2 separate regions of the Homo sapiens genome follow, and region 1 is linked to region 2. A link is a loop called in an ENCODE intact Hi-C map of the cell type or tissue named here. Cell type or tissue: PC-3. All regions are shown on one strand. Each heading gives the region's core, and the rest is flanking DNA. Links, peaks and the distances in the headings are about the cores only. Region 1 has its middle 110 kb from the start of MIR4719. Region 2 has its middle 45 kb from the start of MIR4719.

Region 1 (16,617 bases), core at 3,789-11,788, 67 kb after region 2:
TTAGGAGTAATCCAAGTTTGTTTGTCTTCAGTATTTTGTTGGCTATTCATGATCTTTTGCCTTTCTGTATAAACTTTAGAAAGAGTTTGTTTATGTCTACAAAATATCTTGCCAGGATTTTGATTGGCATTGCATTGAGTCTCTGAATCTAGTAGAGAACAATTGGCTTCTGACAAATCCTAAACCTTCTAATCCATGAACATAGACTATCCATTTATTTTTATTTGCTATAATTTATTTCATCAGAGTTTTGTGATTTGTATAGAGATCCTGTACATATTTTGTAATATTTATGACTAACGATTTTATTTTTTAGTGCTATTGGAGGTTGTATTCTTTTTTCTAATTTTAAGTTCCAAGTGTTTATTTCTAGTCTATATGTGCATTAGTCTTTTTTTTGTATTTGCATTGTGACAAAGAAGTACCTGAGTCTGGGTAATTTATGAATAAAAGAGGTATAATTGTGTCATGGATCAGCAGGCTGTGTAGGAAGCATGGTGCCAGTATCTGCTTGGCTTCTGGTGAAGCCTCAGGAAGCTTTTACTCACAGCAGACGATAAAGCAGGAGCAGGCATGTCACATAGTAAGAAAGGGAACAAGAAAGAGAGGGGAGATGCCACATTCTTTTTAAAGAACCAGATCTCTCGTGAACTACCAGAGTGAAAATTGACTCATTACTGTGGGGATTTCACCAAGCCATTAATGAGGGAACCACTTCCATGATTCAATACCTCCCTCTTGGGCCAATCTCAAACATTGGACATCACATTTCCACATAAGATTTGGAGGGGACATACATCTAAAACATATCAATAAGAAAACAATTAATATTATATATTATCATTTTATCCTGCTACCTTGCTATAACTGCTTATTAGTTCTAGGAGTTTTCTAGTTTATGTGTAACATTGATAATCTAGCCAAGTGCGGTGGCTCGATGTCTGTAATCCCAGCATTTTGGGAGGCTGAGGCAGGTGGATCACCTGAGGTCAGGAGTTTGAGACCAGCCTGGTGAACATGTTGAAACCCCATCTCTACTAAAAATAAAAAAATTAGCCAGATGTGGTGATGGGCACCTGTAATCCCAGCTACTCAGGAGATGGAGGTTACAGTGAGCCAAGATCGTGCCATTGCACTCTAGTCTGGGCGACAACAGTGAAACACCATGTCAAAAACAAACAAACAAAAGAAAGACAATATTTTGTGAAAAAAAGAAAATTTTATTTTTTTCTTCCCAATCTGTATAGATTTTATTTCCTTTTCTTGTATTATTGAACTAGCTGGAATTTCTAGTACAATATTGAATAAGAGTGGAGAGAGAGGATATACTTGTTCTCATTCACAGGAAAAAAAAGCATTGATTTTTGTCATGATTAAGTATGACGTTAGCTGTAGGGTGTCTTTTATTAATGGATTCTGTTAATCAAATTGAGAAAGTTTTCTCTGTCATTCCATTTTGCACTGCTGTAAGGGAATACCTGAGGCTGGATAATTTGTAAAGAAAAGAGGTTTATTTTGCTCATGGTTCTGTAGACTGTATAGGAAGCATAGTGCTGGCATTTACTTCTAATGAAGGTCTCAGGAAGCTTCTACTCTATTTGGGAAGCTCTGCCCCTTTGGCCTTGCAGGATGCAATGCTTGTTCTCAGGAGTTGGAGTTGAGTGCCTGCAGCTTTTCCAGGCTCAGTATGCAAGCTACTGGTAAATCTATCATTCCAGGATCTAGAACATGGTAGCCCCGTTCCCACAGCTCACTAGGCAGTGCCCTGATGGGGACTCTGTGGGATCTTCAACCCCACATTTCCGGTCAGCATTGCCCTAATAGGGTAGAGTAGGGTTCTGCATGGGCACCCAGGCTTTCCCGTACATCTTCTGAAATCTAGGTGGCAGCCATCAAACTTCCTTCACTCCTGCATTCTGTGTGCCTACAGGCTTAACACTTTGTGGAAACCACTAAGGTTTATGGCTTGCACTCTCTGGAGTGGTGGACCATGCTGTATCTGAGGCTCTTTGAGTCCTAGATGAAGCTGGAGTGGCAGGGATGTGGGGAGCACTGTCCCAAGGCTGAGCAAGGAAGTGGTGCCCCAGGCCTAGCCTATAAAACTGTTTTTTTCTCTTAGGCCTCTGGGACTGTGGTGGGTGGGGCTACCTTGAATATTTCTGAAATAATAATGGGCCTTTTTCCCATTGTCTTGGATGGCACCTGGCTCCCTTTTAGTCTTACAAATGTCTCTAGCAAGTGGTTTCTCCACAGGCCTCTTGAATTCCTCTCCTGAAGATGTTTTTTACTTCTCTACTACATGGATAGATTGCAAATTTTCCAAATTTGTATGCTCTGCTTTCCTTTTAATTATAAATTCCAACTATGTCATTCCTTTGCTCCTGTATCTCATTGTAGGCTATTAGAAGCAGTCATACCACCTTTTTTTATACTTAGAAATTTCTTCTGCCAGATACCCTAGGTTGTTGTTCTTAAGTTCAGCCTTCCACAAAGCCCTAGGACATGGACACAATGCAACCTAGTTGTTTGCTAAAGCATAATAAGGGTGACCTTTGTTCCAGTTTCTAATAAATTTCCCATTTTCATATCAGACCTCCTCAGCCTGGCCTTCAATGTCCATATTTCTATCAGCATTTGTATCACAACCACTTAACAATCTTTAAGAAGTTCTGAACTTTCCTACATCTTCCTGTCTTCTGAGCCCTCCAAACTCTTTCAACCTCTTCCGTTACCCAATTTCAAAACTGCTTCCACATTTGAGATAATAGCAATGCCCCACCCTTCAGTACCAAATTTTGGTTGTAGTCCATTTTGTGTTGCTATAAAGAGATATCCGAGACTGGGTAATTTATAAAGAAAAAACGGTTTATTAGGCTCATGGTTCTGCAGGGTTTATGTACAGAAAGCATAGTTTTGGCATTTGCTTCTGGTGAGAACCTCAGAAAACTCAGAAGGTAAAGGGGAAGCTGACATATCACATGGTGAGGGAGAGTAAGCCAGAGGAGGAAGAGGTACCAGACTCTTTTAAACAAGCAAATCTCACCTAAACTATCAAAGCAAGAATGCACTCATTGCCATGGGGATGGCACCAAACCATTTATGAGCTGTCTGCGTTCTATGATCTAAACACTTCCCACTAGGCCCCACCTTGAACACTGGAGATCACATTTCAACATGAGATTCGGAGGGGGGCAAATATCCAAACCATATCATTGCCTTTGTTTCTATTTTACTGAGAATTTTTATTATGAACATATGTTAGGTTTTTTCCAATGGTTTTTTTCTTTCTGCATCAATTGATATCAAATAATTTTTCTTTTTTAGCCACTTGATGCTGTCAGTTACAATGGTTGATTTTTGACTATCAGAAAGTCTTGCTTACCTAGAACAAATCTCACTTGGTTGTGGTGTATAATTATTTTTTATATATTGTTGGATTAGAGTTGCTCATATTTTGCTGAGGATTGTTGCATGTATATTCATGAGGCATATTGGTTTGTAGTTTTCCTCTCTTACAATATTTCTTTTTTTTTAAAATTAAGGTAATGTTGGGTTTATAGAATAAATTAGAAAGTGATGTCTCACTTCTATTGTGAGAAATAGATGCTTCTGTTTTCTTAAGGAATAGAAAACAGATGCTTCTATTTTCTAAAGAAAATCTTAGAAGAATTGGCTTCATTTCTTCCTTAAATGTTTGGAAGAATCCACACTGAAGCCATCTGAACCTGGTGCTTTCTTTTTTTAATGTATAACTAATTATTGATTCAAGTTAAAAAATATAGATAATCTAGTTCTATTCAGATAATCTAGTTCTTATTTGGTAAATTTTAATAGTTGCTTTCAAGGGATTGGTTTATTTTATCTAAATTACAGCATGTGTGCCATAGAATTCTTCATAGTATTTTTATCCTTTTAATATCCATAAGTTCAGTAACGATAATTTCTCTTTCATGTGTGATGTTGGTAATTCTTGTTTCCTTTCTTCCTTCCTTCCTTTCTTCCTTCCTTCCTGTTATCATCTCTCCCTCCTTTCCTCCCTCCTTCTCTTTCCAGCTGTTTGCCTCTTTTTCTTTTGCTTGTGTTTTTTTCTTTTGATTAGCCAGCCTAGAGGTTTATAAATTTCACTGATACTTTTTAGGGACCATATGTATAAGCTGGTCCCTATATATATAAAAGCTAGTCCATACAGATATATATATATACGGCTTGTTTTAGGCTTAAATAACTTTCCCTGGCGTTCTATGAGAAAATTTGTATTATTGATTTTAGATCTCTTTCTTTTCTGACGTGTGTGTTTAATGCTATGCATTTATCCTTAAGCTGTGCTTTCGATGCACCACACAAATAGTCAGTTATATCTTTACCATCACTAAAAGTTCAAAATAGTTTTAAAGTCATTTGAGATTTCTTTGACTCATGTGTTATGTAGAATCATGTTGCTTAATATCCAAATATTTGGAGAATTTATAATTTGATTTTTTTCCTTGTTTATTCTCATTGTGTTCTAGAATATACTTTACAGGATTTCTAAATTTTTAAATTGGTTATGGTGTGTTTTATTATCTAGGATGTGGTCAATGTTGGTGAATGTTCGATGTGGCTGCTATATGAATGTGAATTCTGCTGTTTTGGATTAGTTGATAAATGCCAATTACATCAAAGTGACTGATAGTGCTATCGGGTTAACTATATCCTTAATGACTTTCTGCCTTCTCGATCTATCAATTACTGAAAGAGAGGCATTAAAGTATTCAACTATTTGTTGGATTTGTCTATTTTTCCTTGTAGTTCTGTAAGTTTCTCCTTCATATATTTTGATGCTCTGTTGCTAGGTGCGCAATCATGTCTTCTTGAAAAATCAACTCATTTATTATTGTGTAATGTGTCTTTTTGTTCCTCATATTTTTCCTTGTACTGAAGTCTGCTTGGTCTGAAATTAACATAGCTCCTCCACTATTACTATTAACAGCAGAAAAACAATACTAAATATTAAGTATTAAAAGATAAGAAAATCTTTGAAATTAAAAACATTTCTTATTAGAATCGTACAACTATGCAGATCTTTTTTCTTTCCAAAAACATTAATTTAAAAATGAGTGTATCTCTAGAATAACTAAAATAACTCTGAAAAAGAAAAATGAGGACTCATATGACCTGATTTTAAGACCTACTATACAGTTAAACTTAACAAAATTGTGTGGCATTAATGAAAAAATAGACATTTAGATTATCGGAACAGAATAGAAAACTAAGAAATAGGGCCATACAGTGGGCAACTGGTTTTTGATAAAGAGGCAAAGATAATTTAGTGGTGAAGGGTATTTTCAGAAAATTGTACAGGAATGACTGGGCATCCATATACAATAAAAATTAATCTAGTCAACTACCTCACATCTTTTGTGAAAATTACTTGGAAAAGGATTATAGATCAAAATGTAAAACATTAACTATAAAACTCCTAGTATAACATACAGGAGAAAAGTTGGATGACTTGTGTTTGGTGATGAATTTTTAGATACTTTACCAAAATCACAATCTATGAAAGAATAGTGACAAGTTGGACTTTACCAAAATCTTTTTTTTTTTTTTTTTTTTTTTTTGAGATGGAATCTCGCTCTGTCGCCCAGGCTGGAGTACAGTGGCACAATCTCGGCTCACTGCAAGCTCTGCCTCCCAGGTTCACACTATTCTCCTGCCTCAGCCTCCCAAGTGGCTGGGACTACAGGCACCCACCACCACGCCTGGCTAATTTTTTGTTTTTGTATTTTTAGTAGAGATGGGGTTTCAGCGTGTTAGCCAAGATGGTCTCCCTATCCTGACCAGGTGATCCGCCCGCCTCCGCCTCCCAAAGTGCTGGTATTACAGGCGTGAGCCACCGTGCCTGGCCCAAAATCTTTTAAGTCTCTAAAAACATTCTTCAGAAAATGGAAATACAAGCCACAGACTGGGAACACATTTGCGACAGTCATACCTAATAAAATATCTGTATCTGATATACGAAGAATTCTTAAACCTCAACACTAAGAAACAACCTAGTTATAACATGGGCGAAAGATCAGAAAAGACCATGTCTATGTCCTGAATGGTAATGCCTAGGTTTTCTTCTAGGATTTTTATGGTTTTAGGTCTAACGTTTAAATCTTTAATCCATCTTGAATTGATTTTTGTATAAGGTGTAAGGGAGGGATCCAGTTTCAGCTTCCTACATATGGCTAGCCAGTTTCCCCAGCACCATTTATTAAATAGGGAATCCTTTCCCCATTGCTTGTTTTTCTCAAGTTTGTCAAATATCAGATAGTTGTAGTTATGCAGCGTTATTTCTGAGGGCTCTGTTCTGTTCCATTGATCTATATCTCTGTTTTGGTACCAGTACCATGCTATTTTGGTTACTGTAGCCTTGTAGTATAGTTTGAAGTCAGGTAGTGTGATTCCTCCAACTTTGTTCTTTTGGCTTAGGATTGACTTGGCAATGCGGGCTCTTTTTTGGTTCCATATGAACTTTAAAGTAGTTTTTTCCAATTCTGTGAAGAAAGTCATTGGTAGCTTGATGGGGATGGCATTGAATCTGTAAATTACCTTGGGCAGTATGGCCATTTTCACGATATCGATTCTTCCTACCCATGAGCATGGAATGTTCTTCCATTTGTTTATATCCTCTTTTATTTCCTTGAGCAGTGGTTTGTAGTTCTCCTTGAAGAGGTCCTTCACATCCCTTGTAAGTTGGATTCCTAGGTATTTTATTCTCTTTGAAGCAATTGTGAATGGGAGTTCACTCATGATTTGGCTCCCTGTTTGTCTGTTGTTGGTGTATAAGAATGCTTGTGATTTTTGTACATTGATTTGGGCAAGGACTTCATGTCTAAAACACCAAAAGCAATGGCAACAAAAGACAAAATTGACAAATGGGATCTAATTAAACTAAAGAGCTTCTGCACAGCAAAAGAAACTACCATCAGAGTGAACAGGCAACCTACAAAATGGGAGAAAATTTTCGCAACCTACTCATCTGACAAAGGGCTAATATCCAGAATCTACAATGAACTCAAACAAATTTACAAGAAAAAAACAAACAACCCCATCAAAAAGTGGGTGAAGGATATGAACAGACACTTCTCAAAAGAAGACATTTATGCAGCCAAAAAACACATGAAAAAATGCTCATCATCACTGGCCATCAGAGAAATGCAAATCAAAACCACTATGAGATACCATCTCACACCAGTTAGAATGGTGATCATTAAAAAGTCAGGAAACAACAGGTGCTGGAGAGGATGTGGAGAAATAGGAACACTTTTACACTGTTGGTGGGACTGTAAACTAGTTCAACCATTGTGGAAGTCAGTGTGGCGATTCCTCAGGGATCTAGAACTAGAAATACCATTTGACCCAGCCATCCCATTACTGGGTATATACCCAAAGGACTATAAATCATGCTGCTATAAAGACACATGCACACGTATGTTTATTGCAGCATTATTCACAATAGCAAAGACTTGGAACCAACCCAAATGTCCAACAATGATAGACTGGATTAAGAAAATGTGGCACATATACACCATGGAATACTATGCAGCCATAAAAAATGATGAGTTCATGTCCTTTGTAGGGACATGGATGAAATTGGAAATCATCATTCTCAGTAAACGATCGCAAGAACAAAAAACCAAACACCGCATATTCTCACTCATAGGTGGGAATTGAACAATGAGATCACATGGACACAGGAAGGGGAATATCACACTTTGGGGACTGTGGTGGGGTGGGGGGAGGGGGGAGGGATAGCATTGGGAGATATACCTAATGCTAGATGACGAGTTAGTGGGTGCAGTGCACCAGCATGGCACATGTATACATATGTAACTAACCTGCACAATGTGCACATGTACCCTAAAACTTAAAGTATAATAAAAAAAAATAAATAAATAAGAAAAAAAAAGATCAGAAAAGACACTTTACCAAAGAATATGTGGATGGAAAATAAATACATTTAGAAAAATCCTCAATCTCACATGTCAACAGGGTATTGCAAATTAAAACCACAGTGTAGTGCAACTACCCACTTTTTATAATGACTAATATCCAAAAACATTGACAAATGCTGGCATGAATGCAGAAAAAGCAGTTCCTTCTTTCACTGGTGGTAGGAATGCAAAATGATAAAGCATCTTGACAGTTTGGCTCTTATGAAGTTAAACATAGATTTATCATCTGACATAGCAGTCATGCTCCTAGGTATTAACTCAACTAACTGAAAAACTTAACTTTCACACAAAAATCTCCCTGTGATTGTATGTAGCAACTTTGTCCATAATTGCCAAAAACTGAAAGTAACTTGGATGTCTATCAATAGGTGAATAGTAAATGAATTGCAGTATATCCATACAGTGGAATATGATTCAGCAGTGAAAATGAATGAGTTATTAATTCATGCAAAACCATTGATGAATTTCAAATGCATTTTGCTAAGTGAAAGAAGCTAGAATTAAAAGGCTGCAAATTCTATGACTACATTTATATGACATTCTGGAAAAGGAAAACCTATCAGACAGAAAACTGACCAAGGGTTGTCAGAGGTTTGGACAGGGGACAGTGATTGACTAGAGAAAGCACAAAAGAATTTTTACAGTGGTAGAACTAACCTTTATGACTTTGTAGAGGTGGATACATGATGCTATGTATTTGTCAAGTCCATAAACTGCAAATCATAAAGAGTGACCTTTAATGTATGCAAACAAAAATAAATCAATCAGGAGATGTGGAACCCTAGAATGGAATGCAGACTGTGGCAAATGACTCTCCTAGTAATAAAAATGTATGAAATAATCTCAGTGAAATTGATGTAAAGAAAATTAAGATCTAACATAGAAAAACATAATTTTGAAAAAGAATGGTTTGACTAGAAATTATAAGGCTAAAGACCAAAGGAACTATATACATAAACACTGCATTCCAGCTGGTAAATTTGTTTCCCATAAGGCTGTACTTTAATTTTGAAAATATTTACATGTACTGGGTTTGGACAAATATGCAAATAGGTAGTGGATGGTAGGGGACAGGTTTTTCTGCTAGAGAGTGAAATTATAGATTAATAAGTATGAAAAGCTAGACTGAACACCATGGTATGGGATAAGAGTCAGAGATATCAATATGGACTCATTTTATTAGGTTGGTGCAAAAGTAACTGCAGTTTTTGCCCTTACTTTCCATGGCTAAAACCATGATTACTTTTGCACCATCCTAGCAGCTTACCATATATGTAGATGAATACTTACCGAAATAATTATAAATATGTGTATATGCACGGGTTAGTATCCATATACGCCACCGGCCTTCTATGATGGCCTAGAAGCAAGGACTCAAAGTACCAATGAGCACAGCAAGTGCTCCAATATTGGCCTCAAAATACGATTTCCATTACAAGGAAATCAAGTTGCTTAGAGAAATAACTGATTTTAGAGATGGTGCAGAGGAAATACAAGATGAATCTGGAGGATCTTGTAGTAACAGGAAATGAGGGTATGTTAGAAAAACAAAAACATCGGAGTATGTCAAGGGGATACAGGAGCCAATGTGAAACTGAAATAAAGCCAGAACTAAAATAACTTCGGAAAGAAAATAACATTTTATTGGACTGTAACCCCAAGTATAAGTATGCATGTGTCATACTGATACCAATGAATAGTTGAATGGATGAATAAATGTGCAAGAAGAAACTTCCTTACTGAAATATTCTAACTATATATGTAGATAATCCCCACCTTTTTTTTTTTCAGGGAAACTTATCCTTCCCACCCCAAATCTATTGAATGTAGATTTAGTTCCTTTCTGCCAAAGAATCCAATAGGGAAAGATAAATGGAATAATTTTAAAGTGGAGACCTGCCAAGCCCTACCTTTATCAAACGATGAAGGTTAGTGTCATAGTGAGGTCATATCGTTAATATGTACTCCCTGATGTGAGGTGATGAGAAGTGCACTTTATATCTGTGCTTGTTTTCCCCCAAACCCATGAACTCAATCTAATCATGAGAAAAACTTCAGATGATCCCAGATGGGGAACATTCTACAGGATACCTGGTAGTACGTCTAAAGTCCATGAAGGCCGTGAGAAACAGAGAAAGGCTAAAAAACTGCCACAGATCAGAGGACACTGTGAGCTATGATGACTAAATATAATGCAATATCCTAGATTGGATCCTGGAATAGAAAACGGGCAGTAATGGAAAAACTGATGGAATCCGAATGAAGTCAAGACTTCAGTTAATAGTAATGTTCCAGTGTCAGCCTCTTAGTTTTGACAAATGTACCATGGCAACATAAGGTGTTAATAACAATGAGGGAAACTGGACAGTATATGAGAATTGTCTATACTATCTTTGCCACCGTTCTGTGCATCTAATAGTATTGCAGTATAAGAAGTTTATTTTTTAAAAAAGAAATTGGTGTTTAGAAATTTCAAATAAATAGTCTCTTAAGGAGGATATATATTCAGCCAGTGATAATCAAACAAATGTGGACTAACTGGAATGACCATATTTCTATTAATGAACAGTGTAAATCAAAAGTAGAGAAATATTTCTGACCTTCAAACCTGAGGAAATCATAAAAAGATTCAAGATCTCATTATTTTTATGTGAACCAAGATATCAAGCAGAATTTCTTTTATTTAGAGCAGATGGTATTCCATATTTCTTTCCTGAAATTCTAGATTTTGTGAGCAAGGCTGTTTTTGAATTTAACTGAAAGAAAAAAAGAACACAAAAGCTTAAAATGTATTAAGCTTGTTAAATATTGGTGGTTTCCCCAATCATACTGGATAAAATGTGAGTTATTTTTGCCATGATTGGTGGCTTACTCTTGAAGACATTAAAGCTTAAAATAAACACAGTCCAAGAAAGCTACAGAATGTGTTTCCAATTTTGAATTACTCATAGAGAGAATACAGCAAGAGTAACAATCACACAATGTCTAATCTCCCACTTTATACTTAGTTCATATTGATATGTTGTATTATGTCTCTAAGTAATATTTAAAAATATGTATTACATCAATGTAGATGCACAGAAAACATGATACAGTGTACTAAACTATATAAAAGTATGATTTCTATTATAAGAAAAATGCAATTAATTTCTTTGTATTTTTAGCATCTAATAAGTAATACATAGTTCTGAATGACAGAATACCTACTTTTGATGTTATCAATACTATGTATTAAAATCTGTGATGAAAATAGACAATCATATGAATTTCTTAAATTTTATAATAATCATATTCCACTTGGAAAATAAGAACTTGCATTTTAATTTTCTTTCTTTCTCATAACAATTTTCTAGTATTTGGCATGAATTGCATCTCATTAATGGAAGCCTAAAATTGAAAGTAGAACAGCTGGAGTATTGAATCAAGAAGCCTCAGTAACAAAAGTCAAAGCCTTGTATTTAATTACTTAATATAGTCTGCTAATTATTACAGAAACCACTTGGTTTAGAACAGTATGAATTATATTCTATTTTATCTTATATGCACACAGTGTAAAAAAATCTAGAGGAGGATGTGATGCATATTCATTTTTTCCCTTTTTAAATACTTAAACTCCTTTCCAATTCAGTTAAGAGAATGAAGCATAAACCACAGTTCAGGATGAGTTTGGCAACAGAGAAAGCGACATTATTCTGCCCTCTTGTAACTAATCTACTTCTATTAAAGGGTAAATTTGACATTCTTCCAACTACCACTAAAACTGTCAGAAAATCCTTGAAAACAGCATTTAAAAAAATCAGTAGTGCCCCTTCACATCTCTTAAATTGGTCAATTTTGATTGGCCAGTTCCCTGAAATTCTTTGGAACTCACTTGAGTATAGATGGCCTAAGCCAGTCATTATGAAAGTCATTAAAGAGAGATACCAAATTTAGAGATCAAGATATTGTAGAAACATATTAAAATATGTCCTCAGGTGCTACTTATGAGGGATAGCATGATTTCTTCAATGTAGTCATCTTTCAAATCAGTGCCAATTAATATAATATAATGAAATATAAATGTTTGGCTTAAACATAGAACGTAGATTTGCAAACGTGTTTCTTCTATAGGGTGATATAAAACAAATGGAGAAAACCATCTATGATTTCTAGTGAAAGATGGTATGTACACATAGGACTCTCCTAGATCAGGAGCTCTACTAAGGGCTGCCTCTCTGACATTGCATGTTTCTAGTCTCAAGACATAGGACTTAGAAGGATCCTGGTGGGGAACCTCGTCTTTGTCTCCCATATTTGTCAGATAATGATATCACCCCCCTACCCCCATAAATAACTTGAATGGTAAGTTTTCTGTTTTGTTTGCACTGAGATGATATCTGTGCCATTTATATTTCAAGTTAAACTGATTCTAATTAATTTCCTCTTAGGGTATGGAGGAGGGCATCATTCCAGTGTCTTGGTCATTCACTTTCTATTGTGAACAGTGATCTATATCTGCAACACGTGATAGAATAAGATAGGGGAATTTTATCCCCAAATATTCCAATTACATATTCTATAACCTTGAGCAAATTCCACTAAGCCAGACTTTTCCCTTTGTTAGATGTGGGTGATGATGGAATGTTACTTTGTAAGCCTAAAGAAGGTTTGCATAAGAGATACAGGAGGACTAGTGACGGTAATCTCCTTGCAAGTATAAAGAGCATAAAGATGCTGAAAGTAGTGTAAGAGAATAGCAGCTGTCCTTGAGAACCCACATAGCAATGATGTTTTCAGCTTGATCCAGGAAGCCGCCATTACTGTATTCCCCTCTTATACTTTATGTCTTGGTTTGTGGGAGGGTAATATTTTCAACACTCATTGCTGTGAAAAATGATTATTTTTTTTTACACACAGAGAGTTGTGTTTTCAAATAGGAAATAAGCAGCAGAAGCAGAAATTCTTTAGAAAACATTTGTTATTCCTAAGCAAGTGTATACACACATTTGTATAAGACACAAATTAATAATAAATGGAGGAATAAATAGTATATGCTAGATATGTATGTAGTCTAGAAACACACCATTTCAAATTGTTCTAGTTGCCCTTAAAATGTCATTATTCTCCTAGTTGTAGAGACTTATTTGCTATTATGTGCTCTGTATACTATTGCAATCATGTTAAAGGAAGACCAAATGTCACGTGTGTGCAGACTGTGTCTCTCCACAATGAACTTGGCTTTATTCTGTAAGGTGGCCTATGGGAGAGGCTTGGTAGCCCATAGATTTAAATCTTGCAGTGGAGTTGGGGCTGGCGGACTCTAGTTCTGGAAGGCAAGTTCTGAAATGTTTCTCCTTGTGTAAGACCCTCAAGATAGCTTGCCCAGAAAGGGATATGCATGCACTATGGCATAATTTCACACACTCAGACATCACAGGGAAAGCCGGGGTCTAGGCCACTGATCCTAGCCAGCATCCCTTCATTAAATTACCTGTGCATGTGAGATAGGGATAGCAGCGTTATGCTCTGACCACGCCATGGGGGTTGAAGGCTTAAATAAGGACTCACTGTTGTAGAACATCAGGAACCCTGATGCAGTAGCCTGGATGGATAAGTGAGTAGCTTCCTGTTTGGCAGAATCATCAGTCAAAACTTCTTAGACATGGAAGTGTGTGAGGCTGCTGTGCTCTGATGGTCTGAGGCTTTACATCCCTAATTCCACAAAGATTCCTTCAGATCCAAGGAGAGCAGGGTCTGAGAGCCATGACCAACTTCTCTATCCACATGCCTTGGGAGGGTCTATCTCTCACCCTCGGATGCTCCTTCGCTTAGCGGTTAGGGAACCCTCCTGCCCCTTCTCCTTCTGCAGTTCACTGGCCACTCCGGACATCTAGGAGGTACTGTCTCCAGGTGACCTCACCTACCTCCATCTCAGTAATACTTGGCTGCCTAGATGGAAGAATTTGGACTCCTGCTGCATGGACTTCTTCAGAACAAAGCTTCCCTCCTCTTAGGAAGGAAATTTTTTTCATTTGTGATTACTATTAACAAGAACAGTATCACGACAAGGTACAGGCATCTGCCAAGAAATTTCCTGAGTTGCTTTGCAAAGTGACTGCTGAAAACAATTTCTAGTGCCCTGACATCTGACTAGCCAATAGATTTTAGGGGATATGCTTTACTTGACTGATTAAAAAGAGGCTTTATAAGACAAATAGCTCACCCAGGTGGAATGAGCAGGAAACTGACACAAGCTCAGAATGCCTGGATAGTCAATTGACTTAAGTGTTCAGGGATCTTCTAAAATAAACACTTAAATGATTTAAATAGAGTTGGCTAGTCATTTTTGTGTCTGTTCATGGAGTTTCAGGCCCGCGAGACACATGCAAATCTAAACTGTAGCCCACACTGCAAGAAATAGCAGCACTGAATCAAGAACGTAGCTATCTTATGGGTTATCTCTACTGATAACTCTTTTTTTAAACAACTGTTTTTTTTTTCTATGAGCTTGCTTCAGGGAGTAATATTTGTTTGTTTGATTATTTGTTTTAATAAATAAGGTTATTAGCAGCAGTCTAATTGTCAAAAACTGGAAACAATCCAAAATTTTTATCAAGAGTAGAAAGAATAAATAAATAATGGTATGCTTACATAACATATGCTATTCAGCAGTGAGAATAAACAAGCTATAAATAAATGCAAAACGTGGATAAATTTCTCAGACATAATATTTAACAAAAGAAGCCAGATACAAAAGAACATATACTCTATAATCCAATTGTTTTGAGCTGAGAAAAAATGAGATCTCTAATTTATGTTGCAAAAAACCAGCACCAGGAGTTGGAAACTGGAAGGGAACATGAGAGGAGATTCTGAAATGAAGATAGTTTATTTCCTAATCTAGGTTGAATATCATCAAATTGCATACTTAAAAATTGTGTCCTTTTCTGAATATGTGCTACAATTCAACAAAAAATTATTAACAACAACAAATGAAAAACAAGCCTACTCAGTGCAGAAGTCCAATCCTAACACCCAAATCAACCCCAGCCTTTTCTCCCTTCCCCTGTGCACAAGCCAGCAAACCCATCATTCACTCTGGTGATTATGAGACTGTTTGTGGTTCATGCAATTTCATGTCATAAACAGCACAACCGCAGAGACAAGAGTTTCATTCCTTTAGCTATGTCATAGGTAATTTCTTATTTCTTTACATGTCTCATAATTTTTCAACCTACTGGACATTTTGAATAGTACAATATGGCAATTCTAAAACTCAGTCTTTCCTGTCTAGATGATTTGTGGTGATTGTTGGTAGACATTGTTTTGCGATTTGTTTGTTTAGTGACTTTCCTGTACAGTTTGTATTCTTCATCATGTGTGACCGCTGAAGTCCCTATTGAGTTAGCTTAGTGGTAAGTAAATGATTTCACAATTTTCTTAAATGCCAAGAACTACTAAGTACCCCAGCCTTTGTTGAGGGGCTCTGTATACCTTATAAGTTAAGAAATGTTTCAACACTCGGGCAAGCAGTTTATAATTCTGCTTTAGTCTTCACTTCTGTTCCCCAAGAGAAACACTGAAAAATATGCACAACCTCTCAGAAAAACAAAACAAAACAAAACAAAACACCTTATAAGAACTCTGGAAAACAGTAAAAGATGTGCAACACAGAGATGACTGCTCAATCAGGAAAAAGATAAAATAACTGCTTGCATAGAACCTCAAAGTCATCCAGAGGTGGCTACTTGGTGCCTTCTCAAGCCTTCTCTAGCATACTCACAATCCTAGGCATATGTGTGGCATTCTAGATTCCCAGCAATATGGCAAAACTTTCCAAAGCCACTTATGTACATAACTGTTATCACTATCTCAGTCACTCAAAATCTTAAAAAAAATTGCTGCTAGGTTTTGTTTGTTTGCTTACTTTTGACAAACGTTCTCATGTAAAACGCTGTTCAAACTAAATGAGCCAAGTCAGGTCAAATGAAGAAGAGCCCTGTTAGTGGGGGTTTCTGCAGAACTACTAGGCAGGTCAAATAATGACAGTTCTCTGAGAATGGTGCTTGAGGGCAGTTCTAAACTTATTCTGCCCCCTTTGGTGTCTGCTATGCTGCTGCTTCTCATTGCAATTGCAGGACTGTTGGTTTTCAAGGTTGCCATGGAATTTGGGAGAGGAGGATGGGAATAGGGAAAGTTAAAATGTGACAAAGCTGACTGTTCTTGCTGAGATTCAGCTGTTTTTTCTCAAATAAATATTCCCCATGTTAACATTTTTGGTAAATTTCCAGAGTTCTGAAAAACTTGGTGATTGTCAATTGTGGCCAGTGTTCTTATTGTTTCACTGATAAGAGGATGTTTGAATGTTCTTATGCCACTATGCCTGCTGATGTCACCTCAGGTCATATACCAGTGTTTTTTAAAGCATGATTGCAGCCTTTTTCTTTACTTTTCTTACCATTATTTGATGTTCAACCAGAGGTTATAATTACCCACACGATTCCACTTTGTTGAATAAAGTGACAGATGGCTTTGTTTGTTAAAAAAAAAAAAAGCTAAAAAAAAATCCATAGTGTTTTCCCTTTAACAGTAGCACACAATAATCTCCAGCTGTTCAACACTGTCACATTTGATGGAAGATCTATTAACAATAGAG
Region 2 (16,617 bases), core at 4,296-12,295:
ACGTCCTGGTTGTGGTTTACCGAAGTCTCTAATACACTGACTTGCAAAAATCTCTTATAAGATAGAACAGGAAAAATCTCCATTTTGTTCTCTAAAATGACATATGAAAATAATTTATTCTAATACCTGGTTCCTAATTTGCTAGCTATCGCTAAGGGTTAGCCCTCAATATTGTTGCTAATATTGTTAACACAAATTCAAATAAAAATGTGGGAAGAAAAGTCTTTTCCCGTGTTGTCTCCCTTTGACAACATGACAAATACATCTGATGATCTAACATCAGGATTTCTCTTTGGAAGAAACGTTTGTTTATAAAATATTTACCACTCTTTCCTGGATAGAAGAAAATCCAGGGACCTGAATGTTAACAGAACGCTAAGAGTGCACAAAGGAAAGGCTATATTATTCTACATGGAAACAATGTAAAGTGATAACTGACACTAGCATGGCACTGACACTAGCATGGCACTGGCCACGTGCCAGGAAATGAACTGTGTGTTTTGTGCTTTAACTCGTTTGATCCTCAAATAGACAATGCTTTAGGTGGACTTTTACTTACTCGCTTTTCCAAATTGGAAAACTAGTCACAGAGAAATTGAATAACTTTCCCAGGGGTATACAGCTACAAGTGGAAGGATTAGAACTGAGAACCAGGCACCCAGCCCCTGCTTCAGAGATTGTTACTCACATAACTTGAGTTGATATTGTATAACTATACAAGTTTGTCAAAATTCATAGACCACAACAAAAAAATGTAATGGCTCTGTACTTACCCACTCTAAATATTTCTCTTTTCATATAGGGAAAATAAAAGACATTTTAAACTTCAAGTTTCTTCCTCTGGGGGTTACCCAATGGTAACTTCACAAGATTGTCATGAGGATCAAGTAGTATGATGCCAAAATATTTCCTAAACGTACGTTACATGCAGCTTTGTTACCTGGGTAGACAGCAGGTCACACATTGTTGCCTCTTTCCCAGAGGAATTCTGTTACTTGCCCATCTGCACTTATTGGTACAGTCTGTCGTTTGAACTAACCTCTAGACTGCATTTCTATGAGTTAAATATTTTCTTTCCATATTTTTGTTTGCTTCCATCCTAGGCAGTAAAAAATAACCCAGTAATTTTCAATCTTAATTCCTTTGAAAAAGGATATTTTCTCCATAAAATTGAACATATAAACTTTTATATTCAACTATAGATGTTCCACAACAATCCTGGGGGAGCCCGTTTGCTTGGTTCTGTGTTGTTCCTTGTAAAGTAGTCCTCTCAACAGCTGTTTTCCTTTCCATGGTTTCAGGTACCCATGGTCAACCACAGTCTTAAAAGAAATGGAAAGTTCCACAAATCAATAGTGTGTACGTTTTAAATTGCATACTTCTGAGTGGGTTGGTGAAATCTTGTGCCATCTTGCTCTGTCCTTTCATCAAAAGAAGCATAAGGTATCTTGAGAGGGAGGCCAGATTCATATAACCTTTATTAGAGTACAGTTGTAACTGTTCAATTTTATTACTGTTCATTTATTGTGCCTAATTTATAAATTGAACTTTATCATAAGTATGCATGTATAGGAAAAAAAAACACGGTATATACAGGGTTCAGTACTATCTGTGGTTTCAGGCTTCCACTTGGGGTCTTGGAACGTATTCCATGTGGATAAGGGAGACTATCGTACTCATGAATCCTCCCGTCTGATGGAAACACACTCTCATATCCCGTTTTAGGGAAAGACTTCCCCCTCTTTCACCCTAATTTTTTGTGGTAAGACGACTTAACATGAGAAATATCCTCTTCTCATCAAATTTGCAAGTGCCCAACGCAGTACTGTTAACTATAGGCAGTGTCTTAAAGCAGATCTCTAGAATTCATTAATCTTGCATGACTGAAACTTCATACCTGTGGAACAGCTACTCCTATTTGCCCTCCCCTCAATCCCTGGCAACCACCTTTCTACTTTGTTGTTATGAGTGTCACTATTTAGATGTCTCATCGAAGTAGAGTCATACAGTATTCGTCCTTTGGTAACTGGCTTATTTCACTTGGCATCATGTCTTCCAGTTTCATCCATGTTGTAGCATATGGCAGGATTATCTTTATGGCTGAAAAATATTCCATTATCTATACCACATTTCTTTATTCATTCATCTGTTGATGGACATTTAATTGTTGCCACATCTTATCTGTTGTGATTGATGTGGCAATGAACATGGGAGTACAGCTATCTCTGGGAATCTGATTTCAATTCCTTTGGATGTATATGCAGAAGCAGCATAGCTGGATAACTGCTAGTAACTCTGGCTTTAACAACTGCCATTCTGGTTTCCATAGTGGCTCTACCATTATACATTCCCACCAATGCTATGCAAGAGCTTGGCAATCATTTCTCAGATATGACACCAAAAGTAAAATTAGACAAGTAGGACTTTATCAGAGTAGAAGCATTCTACAAAGAACAGAGAGAAAAGGCAACTTACATAGTGGGGAAAAAATATTTACAAGTCATAATCTAATAAGGGATTAATATAAAAGTATAAGGACTCCAATGACTCAACAGCAAAATAATAATGACCTGATTAAAAATGGGCTAAGAACATGATAGGCATTTCTCCAGAAAAAGATGTATAAATGGTTAACAGGTACATGAAAAGATACTCATCACTTATCTTTAGGGAAATAAAAATCAAAATCATAATGAGATATCACCTCTCACCAGTCAAGATGGGCATTATAAAAAAATACAAAAAGATCCAAAGTGTTGAGGAGGATGTGGAGAAACGAACTCTTTACCCCACCTTGAATGATGTGTTTTTCCCTAGGGATTGGCCAGGAGAGAGAGCAGGTAAGGAAGCCCTAGGTTTTTCTAACTAGAAATGAGTAGACAAGGAGCCTCGATTTTAAAGCCTCTGCGGGGGTCGGGGGTGCTGGTGTTCACTATCTACCCAAAACAGAGCCTCCTACCTGGTAGAAAAAGCCAGGAGAGAGAAGACAGGCAAGCCTGCAGACCATGGAGGAGAAACTCAGTCCTGAGAAACTGAGTTCTACCACTGCTGTCCTGCACTTCACACGGATGACACATCCAATGAAGATTAGGTCCGTGTCCCCTCTTTAGAACGATTTTATCATGAGTTAGGTTTGAAAAGAGTCTGTTTTTTGTAACTGAATGAACCTTGATGAATAGCCTATAGATCCATAATAATCCCCCACATAAGTCAGAGAGTCGTGAACTCCTATACTGAAAGCTAAGACGTTCCATGCAATCACCTATCATTAATTTTAACAAAAAACCCTGGAAGCCTATAATTATCCCATTATCACAAAATATAAATAGCACAAGCACGATTTTAATCAATTGATTTTCCCATTCTTCCAGCAGTGCATATAAGCAAGGAGGAGCATGTGTGTCACCTCAGCCTCTGAGGACTCAGCAGGTGATAACAGCCTGTGCATAATCTCTTGTCCCTTGTTGCTAGTAAGGTTTTTTTAATTAGGAGAATTGGAAATTGGGTTCTACATAATCTGGCTCCGTTTCCTCTGATCTCGATTCTGCTACCCTTCAATTGCTCACTTCACTCTAGCCACCCCATTGTCTGTTTTACAAACCTGCTAGGCATGACCCCCCTAAAGTCCTTTTCATTCCTTGTTTCTTCTTTTCCAAGTTCTCTGCCATTAGTTTTCCTCTTGGCTCACTCCCTCATCTTCAGCATTGTTTTGCCAAATAAAGGCTACTCCGGACATTGCAAATAATGCACATTTCCCTCTAGTTTTTCCTGTTCTCTTCCTCAGTTTTCCTCTAGAAGATATCATTAACATCCCTCACTTCTTATTCTTATTACTTGTCTCCCACACTGGAGTGCAAGCTTCATGAGGATAAATACATTTGTCCATTTTGTTTATTGCTATAACCACAGCCCCTAGGAAAGTGCCTAGAACATGAAGCATTCATCAAAAAGTGGTGAATAAATGAGTAAATAATGAATCCCGCATTTACATTACAATCAGTTTTTGTTCACCGAATACAGAACGCACTGATGAAATATTTGAGGGTTTCCTATTAGTTCTAGTAATAAGAAGACTGCAATTCTACCCAAATTCTACACAGTGAAGACTATCTTTATGGGCAGGAATATCTGTGGCATCCAACGACAGAATACAAAGTAGGTCCTGGTCTTACGTGGTCTGTTCAAGGAAACGGAATACATCAGGACTGAAGCAGCTCCGCTCCCTGTCCACAGCCCATTCCAGAGCCTCAGGGTCTCTCACTCCATTTCTCTGTGTATACGTCCCACTGTCTGCTTCTTGGTAGGCGAGTTTGCTATAGTTACTCCTAGCAGGTTCATAGAACAACAAAAAAGCCAAGTTGTTGACTTCCATTGATCAGGTATCCAGTCCTGTATGATCACTGATGACCAGCACTGGGGAGAACGAGGGAGAATCACAGGAAAAAACAGGAATGCCTCTAAGGAAGGTGGGCAAGTCACATTCCCTACAGAGGACTATGGGCAGATCTGAAGACCTGAAAACGAAAATATCCTGAAGCATATTGTCATTTATAAAGTCACGGATGTAATCCAAAAATACAAGTCGGTGACTCTCAGCTGTTTGACGAGGTGGAAAAGACCTCAATAGATAACATGCATTTTCTCTTCTTCCTATGCAAGAAGAGGAATTTCTAACCCACAGAAGTGCTGAATGTCAATGTTCTCACATTCCTGAGCTTGGCCATTTTAAGAAATTCACCTAAATATCTTAAAAGGTCTCAGTTTATTAGTGAAATATGAATTTTTTAAAACTAGCTTGAAATGAATTCACAAAAAATCTTTCCCACCACCCTTCTCCCACTATTTGTCTTTGAAAGACACTATTTTCCTCTATTTTCCCATGCTTTCCACCCACCTCCCCCCCTTAATTGAAATGAAAGTCTTAATTTTTTAACTGGTGAAAAAGCTCAGGAAAAGCAGTTCCAGAATACAAGGAAAGATTTTGATTAAGTAAAGGCAAGTGTAGGAGTTTCACACAAATGAAACAAGAGTTTGTCAACACTTACAAATACATATCCACAAATATATTCACACTCTTAACATGATTCTTTTGTGAAGAAAATAAATCAAATGTAGTCCCTACAAGCTTTGTTTTGATTTGCAGGAGCAGGAAATAAATGTTTTTGTGTCTTTCCTTGAGATGTATCTATTTAGTTTCCATTTATATTTATATATACTTTATTCTGTGTATTTTTTTCTTGCACACATTTACTCCTATATGCCTCTTAACAAAATCACCAAGAACACTTAAAAGGAAAGCTGCTAAAATGGCAGGCACTGCATAGTCCTTAATGCAAATCAACTTTAAAGAATAATATAATGGAAAAAAAAAACCCGATTTCAATGCCACGAGGCAATCTGGAATCCGATTTGTCTGGGGCGGAGGGGGGGAATCACAGAAGCCAAAATGAACTCAACAGCTATGGTTACAGCTTAATAGACCTTTATGCAGACACCAGGATATTTCTTTGCCAACAGTGATACTTTTGACCACTGTCACGTATTACTGAACTCTGAAGTTGTAAATATTTTTCAGACTGTGTGCACCTTAAAAATAATTAGATGTTGACCTCTTAAAAATATTAACCCATATATTTAAGAAAAATAAACTGCTTAATTTCACGTGTTTCCCAGTTACCTGAGAGGTTACACATATGAACATTTACTTTCCCTGAGTTACTTTGGGTATGTTACCTAACCTTCTTGAACCTAAATTTAGTCAATTCCAAAATAGATACAAACTGTTGTAATTCATATTTTATATTCAGAAAACTTAACACAGAGCCTGGTACATAGTGGTCAATATTTGCTGTTGTCATTTCTATACTTACTATAGCATTAAGATATTTCTGTGGAGTCAAATGGTCTCTAGTAATCAGATTTCTGAAGGAATATTATTTCAGATTGTAGTTGGAAAACTAAAAAAAAATTTCCCTTTTTCATGTGGCAATGAACAGTTTTGAGTTACAAATTAATATATGTCTTGAGATTACAAGGAGGATGTCGGCTTTAGTGGAGAATGAACACATATACTATGATCAGGACTGCATTTACACACAAAATACATGGCTGAGTTTCCGCAGACGGACTAATGTGGCCATGGCAAATGATCTGTTCACGTTTCAAGTCACAGCTGTAACAAACTTGCCTTGAAGAAACAGAAGTTCACATTATTTAAGAAATTTACCCACGTCAGATCATTCCGTATTTCATTTCATTCCCATAGTGGACAAAGCACTAACTGCACACCTCTGAGATTTTATCTTTTCTTCTACTTTGCATTTTTCTGAATTCTGTAAGGAACTTAATATATGAGTAGCTTAAAAATAGTCAAAACAAGTTGCTACATAATCCTGTCCTTTTCTGTTTTTCTCATGGCCATCTTTGACTTGGATAACAAATCACTTCGAACATTTATCAGTACAGACTGGTAAATCGACGGCTAGTGGGGGGATCTGTGTTCGTAACACAAGTCATTACCATCTCCATGGTTCTTTCTAAAACAGGATTTGGTTCAGTTTCTCACTCTTCCATTCAGCTTGCTCCCATGCTGAATCACTATTTGTAGACTACATGTATACAGTATGTCTCTACTGAAGTTTCAAAGATAAATAACAATGACTTACGTGACATATTTCTAGATTATAGAATTTGGGGGGAAAATATAATCTAAAATCAAAACAAAAAGAAACTGAAAGAGTAACCACTTCAAAATTTACCCTGCCAATTTCAGAAAATGTCTTCATTTCCCTTCACTGATAAAACCAACAAGAATCCAATCTGGATGTGTTTATTAAAAATGTATAAGGATTAATAAACTTTTGTATTTAAGAACTATCTTACTTTTTGGTAGAATGCACTATATTTCCAATACTCCTAACATCCTACTTTTCTGATATATGAGAAAGAAGCAAAACTGAATGCATACCCATATCATTAAGATGATATTTGATGCCAATGTCTCTAAACAGGTAGACATTACAGGCAATTACATTCCTGTAAAGTATGCCATAAGTTATTTGTTATAGCCTATGTAATTTAGTTGCCACAATAAAAAGACTCTTAGGGCTAGAAAATTTTGCGAAGAGCTGTAGGCTAAAGCATCCAAAAATACGAAAGAAATGTAAAACATTTAACATTTCTGTTTGCATATGCATATTTAAAATACACAGTCAGCTGGTCAAATCAGAAAGAGAAGTTGGTACACTGAGAAAAGCAAGATGTCATCTCAGGAGTATACAGACCCAAGAACAACACAGAAAGCATCTGTCTAAATATGAAGATTCAGAGTAGAGCTCCCCTGCTTCTCCACTTTGCCATCATGTTTTTACCAGGCCACAGAAATCTTCCAAAAGCTGGCAAACATTGAAAATGTCTTCCATGTGGCAATACAATGTTTACCAAGAAATGAAAAGGAGTTTGTGCCAATAATCAAGTCAACTCTGGCCAGGTGCAGTGGGCTCATGCCTGTAATCACAGCACTTTGGGAGGCTGAGGTGGGAGGATCCCTTCAGCCCAGAAGTTTGAGATTGGCCTGGGCAACATAGCAAGAACCTGTAACTACAATTTTTTTCTTTTTAATTAGCTAGGCATGGTGGTACATAACTCTAGTTCCAATTACTCTGGAGGCTGAAGTGAGAGGATTGCTTGAGCCTGGGAGATCAGGTCTGCAGTTAGTCATGATTGTGCCACTGCACTCCAGCCTGGGCAACTGAACAAGATTCTGTCTCAAAATAAATGATAAACTTTGCTTGGCAGATTGTGTCAAATTTTCCAAAGAACTAGTATCAAATCCAATGGGTATTTTTGCTTCATATTTTAAAGGGTTGTCAGAATACTATTAGCTCTTTTCTACAAAATGGTTTTTTCATGCATTACCCAGTATCAACAAACAGATGGAAGAAAAGGTTATTCTTTCTGTAGAATGCCAATTCTAATACTATCGGGACTACAGAAAAACCATTATTTCAGACTAGCTTAGAAATAACCAATGCAGAAAAAAATTCATTACTGGATGTTAAAACCATTAGGTGAAAGTTGATTTCAGAACAGGATATTTTTGCAGTTTCAAGATTTTTCACCACAGAGAACTTAACAAAACGCACAATGTATCTTTAGTGGAGAAATTTGGTGAACACCACCTTTAACCACTGGTGGGATAAAATGACAATAGGTGTTTCCTGATATGATCTACGAAGAAGGACACGTATCATTTATGCAGTATTCTGCTAAAAAATGCGTAACTCGAATTGAAACAACAGGAAAGATTCAGCTAAACTCTGAATAGACCACAACACAACTAGACTATACTCCTCACAAATATCACTATCACGGAAGACAAAATGTCTGAAGAACTGCCCCAAATTAAAGCATATAAAACATGGCAACTCAATGTAGTATGTGACCCTGGTTGGACCATGGGCTGGAAAAAAAAAAAGTTGCCATATAAATAGAGCGTAATTGGCAAAATTTGAATATGGAAGTATATTGATAACATCACTGAATATTTACTTTTCTAAATTTGATAATTTCACTGTGATTATGCAGAAAATTGCCCTTGTTCTTTGATAAAACATGTTGAATTTACTGAAGAGTCATGATCTCTACAACTTTCACATGTTCAGCAAAAATACTGAATAGAGAAAGCAGATATGACACAATGTTAGCAATGAAGGGAGATGTGGAAATCCAAAAAAAGTGCTTATGAAATTTTCTGCAGGTCTATTTTTTCCAAGATAAAAGAATTAAAACAAGGCCAGGTGCGGTGGCTCACGCCGGTAATCCCAGCACTTTGGGAGGCTGAGGCGGGCGGATTACCTGAGGTCAGGAGTTCGAGACCAGCCTGGCCAGAACGGTGAAACCTCATCTCTACTAAAAATACAAAAATTAGCCAGGCGTGGCAAAACACGCCTGTAACCCCAGCTACTCAGGAGGCTGAGGTAAGAGAATTGCTTGAGCCCAGGAGACGGAGGTTGCAGTGAGCCAAGATCACGCCATTGCACTCCAGCTTGGCCGACAGAGGGAGACTCTGTCTCAAATTAGTTAATTTCAGTGAGAAAGAAAGGAGATTAGTCAATCACTTCAGTTAATGTTGCATTCTATAACCTGACATGTTGGAAACCCAGAAAGAATAGAAATTGACACTTTAAAAAATAAACAGGTTATTTAACCTCTATTGTATCCTCCTTCGACCTGATAAAGCTAAAAGAAAAAAAAAATAAAAATCCCTTATAGATTATCAGATGAAAGTGCAGGCTTCTGATGGGCAGGACCATGGAGAAATGGAGCTTCCTTGCAGAAGCTTTTCATTGCCAACTAAACATCTTCCTGAAGGTCAAGAGGCAGCTGCAGCAGCAGAGCCTTCTGGATCTGACTTTTCTGGAATGCAGTTTCCTTGTTCAATTCTCCACCAGTAGTGGCAGCAGCTTGTTTCCAGCCTAGGTCTAGGTGCAGCCTCAGTGGTTGTTACCCTAGAGCAGTAATTCTTATAGTATGGTCCCCTAGGTCAGCTGTATCAACATCACTTGGGAGCTTTTTGGAAAAGCCAGTGATCGGTCTGACCCGAGACACGTTGAGTAAGAAACTGGTAGCGTGACCCAGCAATTTGTGTTTTAACAAGCCTTCCAGGTGATTCAGATGGAAAGTCGATTCAGATGGAAAGTCAGGTTTGAGTACTACGTTACATCTCATAGGGTCAGTATCCAAGAGATTGTGAAGGACTGGTTTTAGTACCCCCTTTCCCAACCCATGGATACAAAATCAGAAGATGTGTAAGTGCCTTATATAAAATGGCACAGTATTTGCACACAATTTATGCATTTTTCTGTATACTTTAAATAATCTCTAGATTACTTACGGTACCTAATACAAAGTAAATGCTATGTGAGTAGTTGTTACACTGTAGTGTTTAGGGAATAAGGACAAGGAAATAAGCCTATATGCAATCGGTGGACATAACCCAGTGTCCCATGGAAACAGAGGGATACCTGTATGCTGTGTACTGTTCTTCAGATCCTCCAGTGGATTTGTAAACTCCAAAATCCTTGCATTAAATTCCATTCTGTTTAAAATCAGTCCATCAAATATATTACTATTTTTAGAACAATTGTGTAAAGTAGATACTATCCTATGTTCATAGATTTAAAAAATAATGAATTTGTTAGTCATGTTTGGCTGCGTTTCCACCCAAATCTCATTTTAAATTGTAAGAATCCCCATGGGTCAAGGGCAGGGCCAGGGGGAGATAATTTTATCATGGGGGCAGTTTTCCCCATCCTGTTCTCATCATAGTGAGTAAGTCTCATGAGATCTGATGGTTTCATAAATGGAAGTTCCCCTGCACACACTCTCTTCCCTACCACCACGTAAGATGTGACTTTGCTCCTTTGCATTCCACCATGATTGTGAAGCCTCCTCAGCCATGTGGAACTGTGAGTCAATTAAACCTCTTTCATTCCTAAATTACCCAGTCTTGGGTATGTCTTTATTAGCAGCATGAGAACAGACTAGTACACTTAGCATACAATTACTATGTATCTATATAAGGCTGGATTTGATCTATATTCTTATATCCTATGTATTATGTCCCTTATATTTTCTACAGATGATCAATAAAGGCTGGAGAGTATTTTTAAACCTACCGTGCTTCCCACTTGAATACAGCCCTTCTTAGAATACTGGTAACAGATGTAGATGGAGGCCTAAGAACAGATCAGGTGCATTACAGATAAAACATTAGCCCTGGGTTTCTGTAGGCCTTTATTTGGTTGGTGATAACTATATTATCCGTGAAAAAAACTAGCATTAGTTTTGGGTGTGGTGGCTCATGCCTGTAATCCCAGCACTTTGCTTCCAGGAGCAAAGTGGGAGAATCACTTGAGCACAAGATTTTGAGACCAGCTTGGGCAACATAGTGAAGGCTTCTCTCCATGAAAAAATAAAAATAAATTTTAATTAGCTGGACATGGTGAAGGTGGAGGCTGCTGTGAGCTGCGATTACAGCGATGCTCTTTGGCCTGGGTGAAAGAGGCCATCTCAAAGAAAGAAAACTAGCATTAGAAAATTGTAAAGCAATCAACTCAACTACCCATATCCTTAAATAACTGGATATTTTTGTCATTACTTCGTATTCATAGGAAGGATCTACTGCTCATATACAAATTATCAATATTTTGGTAAAAGATCTGGCTATTCTTATTTGATGCTCAATTTTAGAAAATAAAAATTTTCTAACAGTAATGATTTAAAGTGGGACTGCTGGGTTTACTTTTTTTTAGATGGAGTTTGGCTCTGTTGCCCAGGCTGGAGTGCAATGGCATGATCTCAGCTCACGGCAACCTCCGCCTCCCGGGTTCAAGTGATTCTCTCTGCCCTCAGCCTCCTGACTAGACTAGATGGGATTACAGGCATGTGCAACCATGCCCGGCTCATTTTGTATTTTTAGTGGAAACGGGGTTTCACCATGTTGGTCAGGCTGGTCTCGAATTCCTGACCTCAGATGATCCACCTGCCTCGGCCTCCCCAAGTGCTGGGATTACAGGCATGAGCCACCGCGCCCGGCGCGGTTATTCTTAAAGATTTTTAATTGCTTTCAGTGAATCATTTTTCAATAGCCTTTAAAGTTGTTGCCAAAATAAACTGACACTTAATATATGTAAGAAATAAAAATATAATTGTAAGAGCCCTTAAAAGCGCTTTACTGAAACAAGAAACCACCACTTTACCTGGGACAAGAGAGACAAATTCAACTAAATGCAGCATTCCTTTTACACTGAAAAGTATTTTCTGGAGATGGGATTGTATGTGTATTTTAAGCCCTTATATACCCCCAGACTTCCTAACTGTTCAAAAACCGCTCAACTCCTTATTTAGGCTGGATTTCTATTAGCCATCACACACCGGGAAAGGGTGTGCATTAAATGTTTTGAGAGTTAACGAATTAAGAGAGGTAAAGAGAGGAGATTAAATAAATTACAATGCATTATGAAGGCACATCTAAGACCTTTTCTGATCATTAACGCACTGTGACAGCTGATTGTGATTTACATCTCAGTTCAGTCTATATGATCGCCAGTGAGTGGTCCCAGGAGTTTCTACTTAGCATGGAAGCAAAAGAGACTCTTTCCGTACATTCATGTGAGGAAGTTTTCTAGTTTTGCTCCTGTTCAATGAAAATGGTAATAAAGAATATAAAATCTGAGCACATATGTTCTGACCTTGAATCCAATGACTGCAGTCTAATGGCAGGCTAAAAGCTTAGTTCCTAATATCTGCATCTGTGCCTCCCCACATGTTAGCTTGTTTTTAATTCTTACATTGATTAGGTATGATCACAGTATGATTCCTCTCCTGCAGACTACTCATTTGTATTGCAAATTGTTAATAACATCCTAAATTCCAACAATATTATCACAGAGGCCCCCACAGCCTTCATATTCACTTCCGCATTATTGAACTAACAAGCAGGGATGCTGGGACGGCTGCAGCTCCTGGTGAAGCTTATGCAATCAGCGCTGACTTTTCCAGTGGGGACCTCGAACTATTAAAAAATTGTAACAAATTCGGTGAATCTGATGAGTAGAGGTGAAAGTGTTTGCTTCTTTTGTCCTTTTTGCTGGTACACACGGTATCAGGAATGCTGAAATTTCCTCGAGAAGATGAAAACATGCCATTTACATTTATATTTATGTACATACTCACTAGTTTCCCTCCCAAGCTAACTCCGGGTAAATTTATTGAATAGTATATACAAAAGATGTGCCTTTGGGCTTTGGAATCAAATACACTTGATTTGAATTTTGGCTGCTCTAGTTACTACAGTGTGCCTTTAAAACAAGTTTCTTTCCACTCTTTGCTTATTTTCTCATCTCAAAAATATAAACAGCAGTAATCCTTGTGTATTTCATGAGTTGTATTTAATGAGAATGCATATTAAAGTGCTTGTGAACAATAAATAACAGCTACCACTAGAGCTAATTAGGAAAGTGCTTTCTGTGGCAAGAATATGCTGTTTCTTGGATTTCAAGTGAAATAAATATATTATGCGTTCAAATGCATTAAATATATACTAATACTTTCTTAATTATATCTTTCACGTTGGGATCTGGAGGGGCCAAATTAATGTAGCTCCATGAGTCATTTCAATTATCAAATCAGCAAATAATCTCATTTGAAATGTGGTCATACATTGACTTAAATATTTTAGATTGATGGTAATTTTGTCCTATCAATCATGTTCTTTCATTTTTAGGGTTATTTTTGGACTCAAGAGTGTAGTAACTGAAGATTTCTGCTTCTGGTGATGATAGATTAGTTTGCAGCTGACCAAAATGTATGCCAAGAACACTAGAAAAGGAAGTATAATAAGAAACACATTTGTGAAGGTATCAGAGAGCTATCAAGGCAGTTAGAAGTTCTGGAGCCAAGAACCTGGAGAGAAGGAAAGCACATTGGAGATGAGCCCAACATTCCATATTTTTAGTCAAGACATTTGCAGATTGTTAAACAGCATAGGGTAGGATGTAGAAAAGCTGAACAGAAAGTAGCAGCTAAGCAGTGTTTGACAGTCTTATAAGGAGGCAGATTCGAAGATCGGGCTCAGATTTTTTCAAGTAGGCAGGACTTGAGGGGCCAGATCCTGCAGGGAAGGGAAGAGGTGCAAAGTGAACCTGGCTGCTCCAATTTTCATCTCTGAGCTGTTTGTCAATGGAAAAGGGCCACAGGGTGAGAGGCTAAGCGAAGATTGGTCTAGATTTCTAAGAATCAGAACTTTGCAGTTTCACAGCACAGTAAAGTACAAAACTAGAATTTAGTTTCCCTAAGTAGCAAGGCATCCTGATAAACAATTTGTAAGTAGAGTAACCAGAAAATAGGCCAGGTTTTATAAAAAATCTAAACCCACTCTCAACTCTGGAATCTCGGCTCCCACAGTGATGTTGTAAATTAACTACATGCAACTTTAAAAAAAAAAAAAAAAAAGACTGGGGTCTCACTCTCACTATCTTCACCCAGGCTGGACTGCCGAAGTGCAGTGATCATGGCTCACTGCAACCTTGATGTCCTGGGCTGAAACCATCCTCTCTTCTCAGACTCCCGAGTAGCTGGGACTACAGGCGTGCAGCACCATGCCCGACTCTTTTTCTTTTTGTAGAGATGGGGTTTTGCCATGTTACGTACACTGTTCTTGAATTCATGAGCTCCAGCAATCCTTGCTTTGGCCTCCCAAAGTGCCAGAATTACAACAGGCGTAAGCCACTGTGCTGGCCATTATCTTAAGTGAAACAACTCAGGAAAAAAAGTCATACCTCACTTGTAAGTGGGAGCTAAATAATGTGTAGATGTGGACATAGAATGTGGAATAACAGACACTGGCGACTAGGCAGGGCGGGCAGAAGTGGGGAGGGTAAGTTACTTAATGGGTACAAAATGTACATTATTCAGATAATGGATACACTAAGAGCCAAGACTTTACTGCCAGGCAATATATGCATGTAACAAAACTGAACTTGTACTTTAAATTCACACAAAAGAACCCTGCCAGTTTCCAGGAAGGAATATGGCATCTGTAATCTGGAAATTTTTTTTCATACAAAATGAACATTTTATTTAAAAGAGTTTCAAGAAAACAATAACAATAGTAAACATAGCCTGTGATCAACATTTTGGAGTTCACAGAAAGTTTAAAACTGATTTATCACAAAAATATTGGTGAGAGGAATTCTGCAGAGAACTGGAATCCAAAAAAATGTTTTTCATGATTTGGAGTAAGCAAAATTTTCTGAAACTAGATGCAAAAAGCAGTAGTCCTACAGGAAAAGTTTGACAGATGGGATTTCACAAACATTAAGAACATTTGTTTATTAAAAGACACCAAAGAGATGACAGAGGCAAAGCAGAGTGGGAGTAATTAGTAAATAAACTCAGTAAATAAACTCAGTAAATAAAATACTTTCCATCAATCATACAAAAGTGCAAATTACATGACCACCAGAGTGGATACAATTGAAAGGATGGCCATATGTTGGAGAGAATGTGGGGGAAGGTAACTGGTATTCTCCTGGTGGAAGGGAAAATGCTCACTGGTACTTTGGACATCTCTTTGGCCGTGTATACTAAAAACTATGTATTTTCACATTTAGTATGCATATATATATTTCATGACCCAGCAATTCAACCCCCAGGTATATAATCAACCGTTATACATAGAATATATGTATTAAAAGATATACAATAAGATTCATGGAAACATTTGTAATAGCCAAAGCCCCAGATATCCACCACCTGTAGAATGGACAGATAATTCATATTGTATTTATGCAATTGAATATACAAAACTCTAACTCAGCTTATACTTCAAGGAACAACTATAGATAATCTCACAAATTCAATGTTTAACAAGTTTGACACAAGTTTAAGTATGTCATGACATTTGTAAACATTTCAAAAACAAATAGTCAATTGGTTTAGAAGTCTAGAAAATGGCTTCGGCTGGTAGTTTTGAGCAGGAAGAGCCAAGGAAGGATTTTTGTGGTCATGGTACTAGTCATATAGGTATGCTTAAATGAATCAGATTGTACACACTTGTGATATGTGCATTAATATCTAACAGAACTCAGTCCCTCAGTCCGTCAAACTTGCTTTTTAGTCATTAATTTATAATGCATCAAACCAAATCACCAGTTTTTGTAGCTTATCTTTGCATATAAAGAACATTTTTTCTTCCTATCCAGGGTTTATCTATTTCTTAGCTCCCACTAAGTGAAGCCTGCTTTATAACCTTAACTTTCTGAACAGAGAACATTGGGAACTTCACCATTGCTTATGTTAGAATAATTTTTACTGTTATATAAAATAACTAGTATATGACATGGCCTGCTGGATGCAATATGAGATGGATTATGGACATTGGTTCTTCTGATTGCCTGAATTATGCCACTCTACTCTGAAGCTTTCTCACAGCTTTTCCTTCATTTGCCAGTTTCATTATTCATCTGCCTGCAAAAATCTGGAAGAGATGTCCAGGTGGGGAAGGGTATGAACACAGGGACACCAAATTCTCCCCACCACAATTTTAACAAGGACAATGATTTTCCTAAATTTCAACTGTTGCTTATTTTGCTAAAGATCCAAGACTCACCATCAATTATCAGCAGAGTCAACCTAAGCTAACATTAACATTCATATTCTACCAGTGTGGTTTTGTTCTTGCTTTCTAAAATATGTTTATTAGGGTTAACATACCCTTGGTTCTATGCAATAACACTATTTCTCCCCAAAGAGAAGTTAATATGCTCTAGGAAGATGTTACTGTTACTATTTTTGTTTAGATCCTCCAACAATCTCATCATGCTTTATCTATTCTTTTACTTTGCAGCTTTATTGATTCTTACTGTAAATTATTACTATCCTCACTATCCATATTTTCTCTGAATGTTTTTACTCAAAAAATAGTGCCTTAATTGTCAGCAAACAATATTGCAAGACAGAAGCTATTATCACCTTGTCTATCTGTGAATCAATAAACAGGAGGTATTGTAGCTCAAATCAAATGAACTCTGCAGTCTGGTATTTTGTCTGGGG

What was found. Peaks named below come from ENCODE experiments on the same cell type or tissue, not always from the same donor. Only the 100,000 strongest peaks of a DNase experiment are listed, where the experiment ranks them.
Region 1: it touches region 2 in a loop (6-fold over the local background); 3 of 110 quality-filtered maps call a loop at or near these places.

Annotation. Positions count from the first base shown.
Region 1 is chr16:76,748,646-76,765,262 of GRCh38, reverse strand. No RefSeq gene overlaps it. Among named protein-coding and RNA genes, the nearest start is that of MIR4719, 110 kb to the left of the region's middle. In PC-3, for the core only: no CTCF peak of the experiment used is centred there; no DNase peak of the experiment used is centred there; H3K27ac peaks cover 1,329 bases.
Region 2 is chr16:76,815,655-76,832,271 of GRCh38, reverse strand. No RefSeq gene overlaps it. Among named protein-coding and RNA genes, the nearest start is that of MIR4719, 45 kb to the left of the region's middle. In PC-3, for the core only: CTCF peaks have their summits at 8,851 and 9,055; no DNase peak of the experiment used is centred there; H3K27me3 peaks cover 516 bases.